Regions from separate parts of the Mus musculus genome. Here region 1 is linked to region 2. A link is a contact called in ENCODE Hi-C or POLR2A ChIA-PET data. All regions are on one chromosome and are shown on one strand. Each heading gives the region's core, a stretch centred on a gene start or an enhancer-like site at or near the end of the contact. The rest is flanking DNA. Distances are from core to core; before and after follow the strand shown.

What was found. Hi-C counts contacts between places; a loop is a spot of excess contacts on that map. ChIA-PET counts read pairs that join two places held with the same protein, here RNA polymerase II (POLR2A).
Region 1: POLR2A ChIA-PET joins it to region 2 with 15 read pairs in embryonic stem cell. The contact joins the promoter of Sema3b here to the promoter of Zmynd10 in region 2. A Hi-C loop is called at or near these places in 1 of 37 maps with a recorded cell type or tissue (T-helper 17 cell). POLR2A ChIA-PET finds 5 or more read pairs at or near these places in 4 of 5 experiments (Patski and embryonic stem cell).

What each region holds. Positions count from the first base shown.
Region 1 is chr9:107,607,955-107,611,867 of GRCm38, forward strand. It overlaps Sema3b (sema domain, immunoglobulin domain (Ig), short basic domain, secreted, (semaphorin) 3B), which reads right to left and starts at 1,287. Exons shown (of 20, transcript NM_001042779.2): 1 at 1,167-1,287.
Region 2 is chr9:107,545,085-107,548,987 of GRCm38, forward strand. It overlaps Zmynd10 (zinc finger, MYND domain containing 10), which reads left to right and starts at 2,220. Exons shown (of 12, transcript NM_053253.4): 1 at 2,220-2,464; 2 at 2,716-2,824; 3 at 3,586-3,702; 4 at 3,796-3,849. The coding sequence starts at 2,373. Gm34106 (predicted gene, 34106) reads right to left here. Exons shown (of 2, transcript NR_168657.1): 2 at 2,484-2,915. It overlaps Nprl2 (NPR2 like, GATOR1 complex subunit), which reads left to right. Exons shown (of 11, transcript NM_018879.2): 10 at 161-303; 11 at 407-622. The coding sequence ends at 474.

The DNA of each region.
Region 1 (3,913 bases), core at 37-2,536, 62 kb after region 2:
GTTTCTAGGATAAGGCCCTACTCTGCTCCTGGGCTCGCTGCCTCTCTCCAAGGACCTGGGCAGCCTCCCCTGGCCTCATGCAAGCAAACAACATTCTTTGGCTGTTTACAATTTTCCACCCAGCAGCAAGTGCCGCCTGGAGGCCCCTGGTCACCCCTGCTGTGTCCCTGGTCTGCCCAGACTGACTCCAGTTCTCCAGACTCAAGGACCCAATCTCTTTTCTTTTATGCCAGGCACCAGCGCTGGTATTCACACCAGGAGGCAGTGCCAGAGGCCCCCCCCCCCACCTTTCTGACAACCGGGGGCTCTCACTTCCCAGCTCAAGGGCACGAGCTGCCTCTGGCCCTCTTTAGCCAGGTGACTTGCTCCCGTAGCTATGTCTCCTCCCTTGAAGAGTGAGAGGTGAGAGGATCTCTTTCCTGCTCCCTACTGCTGGGTTTCATCCTGTTGGATTTAAGGTGGGGCTCCCCTAAAAGGCAGCACTTCAGATGCCAGTACCCGGGTGTCATAACTGGACTTTCTAAAGATTCTGGAATAAGGCAGTCTTGGTCTGAAACCCAGAGAGGCAGCTGGGGTCCCTACTCCTGCTTGAGCCTCTATCTTGGGGACATCCACTAGCACAGGTCTGCTTGGGTTCTCCCTGCGGACTGTGCATTGACAGTACAGCCTACCAAAGCTCTGTCTTTTCCTTTTGGAGATAACTGGATAGTTGCACCAAGTCTCTGCACTTGCCTGCCCACCTTGCCTCACTACCGAGCCACCTCTGCACCATGCCTGGGCTCCCTGTGGTAGCGTGGTGGCTCCGTAGGACACCCAACACCCTTTTGATGGTGGCTGTGCTGGTCGGTCATGCCAGTGTCCTGGGCTGGGTGGGATTGCAGGCTCCCTACTGACACCTGCTTTTGCAATCAACGATGGCTCCACCTTGCAACCTTCCCCCCGCTGGCCACGTGGGCACTAGGTCATGAGACTCTGAGAACTGGAGCTTAGTGCCAGGGGGTGGTAAGGCACTGCCACGAGGACTAGGAGCCCCAGGAAGCCTAATTCCCCCAACAGTATACCACCTGCCCCCAGGCAATCTGGGAAAAAGTCAAGGGTCTGTCAGGACATTCCCCACCCACAAACCCCAAGCCTGGCCACCATGGTCCAGGGGACCCCCGGCCCACCTTTTGGAAAGATCAGTTCCTCCCCTCCTTGCCTCTTGCCCTTCCCTTCAGTGGGCCATGTCAGAGCTGAGGTGGAGGGGTGGCAGGAGGGGCCACCACCAGGAGCCTTGGGCCTTTCACTGTGGCCCTCCCCCTACTGGCTCCACCCCTGCGTTCCCGCCCTCCCTCCCTCCCTCGTGCACATTCCTCCCAGGCTGAGGTCAGCCCCTCTGGGATGGGGAGTCCCCCCCCCTCAACCAGCCACATCACAGTTCCACACTCCTGTTTTCTTCATTGCCCAGTAGAGTGGGATGGGGAAGCCGGGGAGTGGGGGTGGGGCCCCGTTCTTTACAGCCTTTGAGGAAGGGGCTATACCAGGAAAGCTGCAAAAAATACTGTAGAGCACTCTGTACTGATCAACAGCCATTTACATAAATGGCATTTACATAAATACTACATCCCCTAAGTTGGATAGAGAGAGCCTTCCTGGAAACCCTGACTTATGCGTGTGTGGGGCATCCTCTGTATGCTCTGATAGGAGTTGAAGATGCTGAGGGGACTGCCCAGAACCTGTGTAGTGATCAACTAACCCCTCCCCCACATCCCCAAGACAGGATTTCTCTGTAAAGCTCTGGCTTTTCTAGAACTTGGTTTGTAGACCAAGCTAGCTTTGAACTCCCAAATGCTGGCATTAAAGGCACGCGCCACCACCTGCCAACCTTACAGGCTCACTCTTCCTAGCTATCCCTGGTCAGTCGCTTCTATAACCCCCTCGGCTGAGCAGGCTGGTGCACGCTAGAGGCACAGTGCAGATGAGTGCTATTGCCAGCACAGCTCTGGGCCTCTTCTGATGAGGGAAACCCTGCTAGGTCATGGCTACCATCTTAGCCTCAGGCTCAGCTCCTCTCCCACTTCCTACTCTGCATAGCTACTTTTCTCCACCCTCCAATCCTTGTGCTCAGGGATCCCTCCCCTAGGGATCCCCCAGAATTCTCAAAAGTTCACTCCTAGCAGCACCCAAAAACATTCCTCAGGGATCCTATTCTAAGTCTTGTTGAAGATAGGATAAGATCCTACCTGCCTCTTGCCTCTGGGCTGGGACCCTGGGGTCACCCTCCACAGTGCCTTCTTGCTTCTACATCCTGACTTGACTCACAGGAGTTCACAGGGATGAAGCTCCTGGCCCGGGGTCCACAGCACCACCCTAGCTCCGTCTTGCCAGCCTTCTAGCCTCCCGGCTGGCCCGGCCTGTTTCTGAATGCATGGAGCTTTTGTTGCCAAAATATCACCTGGGCTGTGCCTTGAACCCTTTAGTGTCACCCACTGGACTGTCACAACTCGCTACCCATCTCAGCTTTTTTTCTTCCTCTGTGAAAGACTTCTGTTGAAGCTCAGGACCAGGCCTTAGGTTCTCCATTGTGGGGACAATGAAGAGACCCTCCAGCTCTGGGGATGCCCAGCATAAAGAAGGAAGAGAGCATGTCTGTAGAAAACCCTTCCACTCTCCTGGGCTTGCTGGGTCTTCATGAGGCTCAGGAAATAATGAGGAAGACACATAGCAGGTCCCTCTTTTCCTCTGCCCCTGGCCTCTCAATGAGACCAGAAAGTGGAGATGGGAGATAATACTAAACTATGATTTTTCTCCAGACTAAAATTACCTGCAAGGTTGCCTCTCCGCTGAGTGAGAAACTAGAACAAGAAGCTAGGAGGACCCATGTTTCCTCACCTCTGCCCACCTTGAACCCTGATATCTCATGTGTGACTAAGACTGAATGTCTGGCAAGCTTGCACATCCTTGCTGTAACCCAGCTGTGTACAAGTCCCAACTGGCTGGAGGCCATTACATTCTCTTCTGATTGAAATGGGGGGAGATGCAGACCCCCATGGCAGTGATGAAGGTCCTAGGTTTTCTTTTAGTCATAAGGATTCAGGTCATAGGGAGGGGCTTAAACATCAGCCCACACTCAGCCAAGAGACACTGTAGTTTTTGGTTTTAGTTTTTAGGTTTTTTTTGAGACAGGGATTCTCTGTGTAGCCTTGGCTATAACGGAACTCACTCTTCAGACCAGGATGCCCTTGAACTCGGAGACCCACTTGCCTCTACCTCTCAAGTGCTTTATTTAAAGGTGTGCGCCACCACGCCTGGCTGGGACATTGTAGTCTGGTTCCCATCCCTTTCTATCACCCAAAGCCATACACATGCACATACGCATACTATCAGAGAGATACAAAATACTAAAAAATCTTGGTCTGCTCTGAAAGGCAGTTGGAGATTCCATCAGAACTAGACAGCTCCTGTTGTCTCAGAAGCTCTGGCCCCAGGAAGGGCCCCTTTCCTGTTCCGAACAGGACATCTGTCCCCACCTGCCTGTAGGGCCTGCCTCTTCCCCACAGAGGCTCCCATAAGCTCCCTTCTTTAGGCTTCTGACTCTTAAGGGCTTATTCATCTCTCTGGTCCCAGCTGTTCCGCTGCCCTACAAACAGGTTAAAAATACCAAGGCTACCACCACCAACCACATTCGTGGTTCCAGCGACTATTTCAAGTGAGCCAAGCTCTCTTGAAGGCCGACCAGCCTCGTGGCAGTCCTCATAGGCTGGGGAACTGCCCATCCTACACTGAAAACAGAAGCTCAGGCCCCTACTTGGCTCTGCACTTCCTGCTAAAGGGTCTTAGGCCTCATACTGCAGCTGCCCATGGGTGTGGACATGGGGAGACTTCTAGGGAAAGGACTCAATCTCTCTCTCCTCACTCAGCTGTTTCCCAAGAA
Region 2 (3,903 bases), core at 970-3,469:
AAGAGCCTTGAGTCAAATAAGAAGCAGGGGATTCCCTGAGGGTAGAAGTATGAAGCCTGCTTGTCCAGGCAGAGGGTGTGCTTGGAGGTCTCTCTAGCCCATAACGTACCACAGGGCTAGCGTGTCCGGGATATCACCTCTCTCCCCCACAATCGCTCAGGAAGCTGATCCAGTTTGGGCTGATGAAGAACCTTATCCGGAGACTACAGAAATATCCAGTCCGAGTGTCTCGGGAGGAGCGGAGCCACCCTGCCAGGCTTTACACGGGCTGTCACAGCTATGATGAGATCTGCTGCAAGACAGGTGGAGGCAGGCAGGGCAGGCTGGGTGAGGTGAGGGCTGAGTGGCCATGCCAGGGCAGCTGACCTTGCCTTGCTCACACCTCCTCCCCACCCCCCTGCCCCAGGCATGAGCTACCATGAGCTGGACGAGCGACTAGAAAATGACCCCAACATCATCATCTGCTGGAAGTGAGGCTGGCTAGCTGGAACATGTTACTATGGCTACTTGCCCCTACTAAGGCCTCCTTGGTCCACTGGAGCTAGACAAGTATGGTTGTACATATGGTCTGGAGGGTGAGACTCGGTTTTGTAAATAAAGTTATGTGTTTCATCCTGTGGAATATTGAGTACTGCTTCAGCCAACAACTAAAGACCAGTGAATGTGAAAGCCATGCCAACTGGCCTGGGCTGGCTGGAGCGCCATCTAGTGGGCAAAAATGTCAAACAGGCTGAAGGTTTTTGTTTGTTGATTGGTTGGTTTGTTTTGGGTTTTGAGGGATGAAGGAGGTTGATTTTTCTGAGACAAAGTCTCACTATGTAACTCTGGCTGTCCTGGGATTCACTACGTAGCCCAGGCTGGCCTACTCAGTCAGGGAGCTGACTACCTCTGCCTCTGAGTGCTGGGATTAAAGGTGGGCGCTGGAATGCCTGGCCACACTTAGATTTTTAACTTTTTGTTTGTTTGTTTTTTTATTTTTATTTTTTGGCGGTCAGTACGAGGTGGAGCTAAGACGGGCTGTTATAAAGCACAGAGTGGCCTGGAACTTCCTGATTTGAACTTCTGATTCTCCTGCCTTGGTCTCCTGAGTTAGTTAATTAGGATTATAGATTTATGTTCCCACACCCCACGTATGCAGTCCTGGGGACTGAAGCCAAGGCTCTGTGCATGCTAGACAGGCAAGTTCTCAGCTATGAGCACTGCTCTGGCCTATAAACCGAAAGAACTAGAATCAGGTAAGATGGATATAATATATTGGGACAGGAGCAAAAATTGCTCTGTATTAGATGGCCAAGGAGGATCTGAGTGACTGAGCCTTGAAGGAGTAAGACTATTCCAGAAGAAATAAGGCAAGGGCCCAAACATGGTGGCGCATGCTTGTGATGCTAACACTAAGGAGGCTGACACAAGTGAATTAGTTCAAAGACAGCTTGGACTATACAGAGTTAAAGCCAGCCTGGCTGACATAGTCAAACCCTGTCTCAGAAAGCCTGTAGGAGGAACTCAGGGAAAGCTCATGAGGTTGGGACGTGGAAAACAAGCACGGTGGTGCACGCCTCAATCCACAACACTGGGGAAGCCGACCAAGAAGAAGGAAAGCTTAAACCAGCCCTGGCTCTATAGCGAGCTCCGTGTCGGTCTTGGCTATATAATGAGAATCCATCTCAAAGAGAGGATGGGGTTCTGGGGAGATGGCTCACACACAAACGTTTTTAAAATAAAAGAGAATGGGACAAAAAAAATGAAGCACGTGGGTAGGAGAGAGGGCGGGAGGAAGGTTCTTCCTGGTAAGCCGCTGTGGTCTGGTATTTTGGGAGCCAGCGCCATTCTGGAGGGAGGTATGTTAGGTGCACATCATTAGGACTCCTGGCTGCGGGCCTGAGCCTGGTAACGCATGCCTTAATTTCAGCACTAGAAAGACAGAGCACACAGAGGCCAGTGGAACCCTTTGATTTGAAGGCCAGCTCGGTATAAATAGGAAGTTCCACGCCAGCCTATGTCATAAAAACGAAAAACTGAAAGACTCAGCTGCTGAGACCGCGGTAGCTACCCTATTGAGGGGCTAAGACAGTGCAGCTGCAGGAGTTGCACACTCACAGCTGTGCAAGCCCTGGGGAGGTGTGGCGAGTGGGTCTGGCATCTGGGGCTGCTTATTGGCGGTGAGGTAGGCGTGGCAAGAGCGGTATCGAGACAAAACTACGCAGGCGCCAAGCTCCCTCGTTTCCATGGCGACGACGACTCAAGCGCTTCAACGGCTTGGCAACTGCCCTGTCCCAAGACTTTGGTCCTACCGCTGGACTCTGTAGTCCTAAGTGTTTCAGTTTTCCCTATTCGGGTTGCTTCCCAAAACCAAAGGAATCTTAGCCCCTGGCATGGGTGACCTGGAACTGCTGCTGCCTGGGGAGGCTGAGGTGCTGGTGCGGGGCCTGCGCAGCTTCCAGCTTCGGGAGATGGGCTCTGAAGGGTGAGGCAGCCGCCACAGGTGGAGTCACTGGTCTTTTAGTGGAGGAGCTTGGAACTGACATTGGAGAAGGGGTTGCCAGTGTGGAGGGGCCTCCAGGTGGGTAGGCAAAGCTCTCTGAGATAGAAGCGTATGGCCCCCGTGCCCCTCTGGCCCCAGGACAGGATCATGGTAGTCTTCAGTAGGATCCAACCCCACCCTCACTCCCGTTGCACATCTGGTCACCCAATGTACATACATCCCTTCGGGGGCAGGTGGAATAAGCAGCATGAGAGCCTGGAGAAGCTGAACATGCAAGCCATCCTTGATGCAACTATCAGCCAGGCTGAGCCCATCCAGGAACTGCTAATCAACCATGGGAAGGTACGTCCAGGTCCCAGGCAGGATTCCTGCCTTCTATTGTACCTCTTGGGGACACTAGGCAGCACCTGTTCTTCCTTCAGGCCTGGTACACCTAAGTGGGAAAGAAAAATATGTTTGTTTTATTTTGAGATAAGGTGTTGATCTGTAGCCCAGATGGCCATTAGCCTAACTGTGTCTGCCTCCCAAGTGCCGGGGCTGCAGGCATGCCTCGCTGTACCTGGCTGGCTACATTTCCTATTGTACCCTCAGTGGATGCGAGAGTGGATGGAGCCATGGATCCTAGGCTCCAGGGGGAGTGCTCAAGTGCTGACATGAGCCTGAATTGACTGTAAGGCCAAAGAGATCCTCTCTAAGGAGGAAGTGAGGCTTTCCAAATGGGGAAGGTAGCACACTAGGAGAAAGTAGAAGCCGGGAAAGATGCCTGGCTGGAGGCTGGGCCAAGGGCGGCCCTAGTTCTCCTGCAAGAGAAAGGCAGAGCTGGGTAGCAGGGATTGGTCTAGGAACAGGGCTCAGTAAAGGGCTGAAGTAAGAGTAAGGCCAGGTGACAAAGACCAGAATAAGGACAGGAAGAGCAGAGCTGCCCTAAAGTGGGGTATCCCTGGACGGAGGGTGGGGTAAGGTGCAAGAGGGCAATGGCAGTAAAGGCCATTCAGAGGAAACCCAAGAGAGTTGGAGACTTAAGACAGGCTAAAGCTGGGACAGGAAAGCTGAGGGACCAAGGCAGGGCCATTTCACCCCTGCTTCTCCCCCGTCCTCCGCAGATCCCAACGCTGGTGGAGGAGCTGATTGCGGTGGAGATGTGGAAACAGAAGGTTTTCCCTGTGCTGTGCCGGCTGGAGGACTTCAAGCCCCAGAATACCTTCCCCATATACATGGTGGTGAGCTGGGCCCTCAGAGTCCTGAGCCGAGAAAGATAGCTAACAGCCAGTCCCTGTCTCTCCCTCTCAGCCCAGCCCCGTCCTCTTCGACAGGTACACCATGAGGCCTCCATCATCAATCTCCTAGAGACAGTGTTCTTCCACAAGGTGAGACACTACTCTGCAGGCCTGAGCCTGGTGGGCTATGTCGGCCGGGGAGGG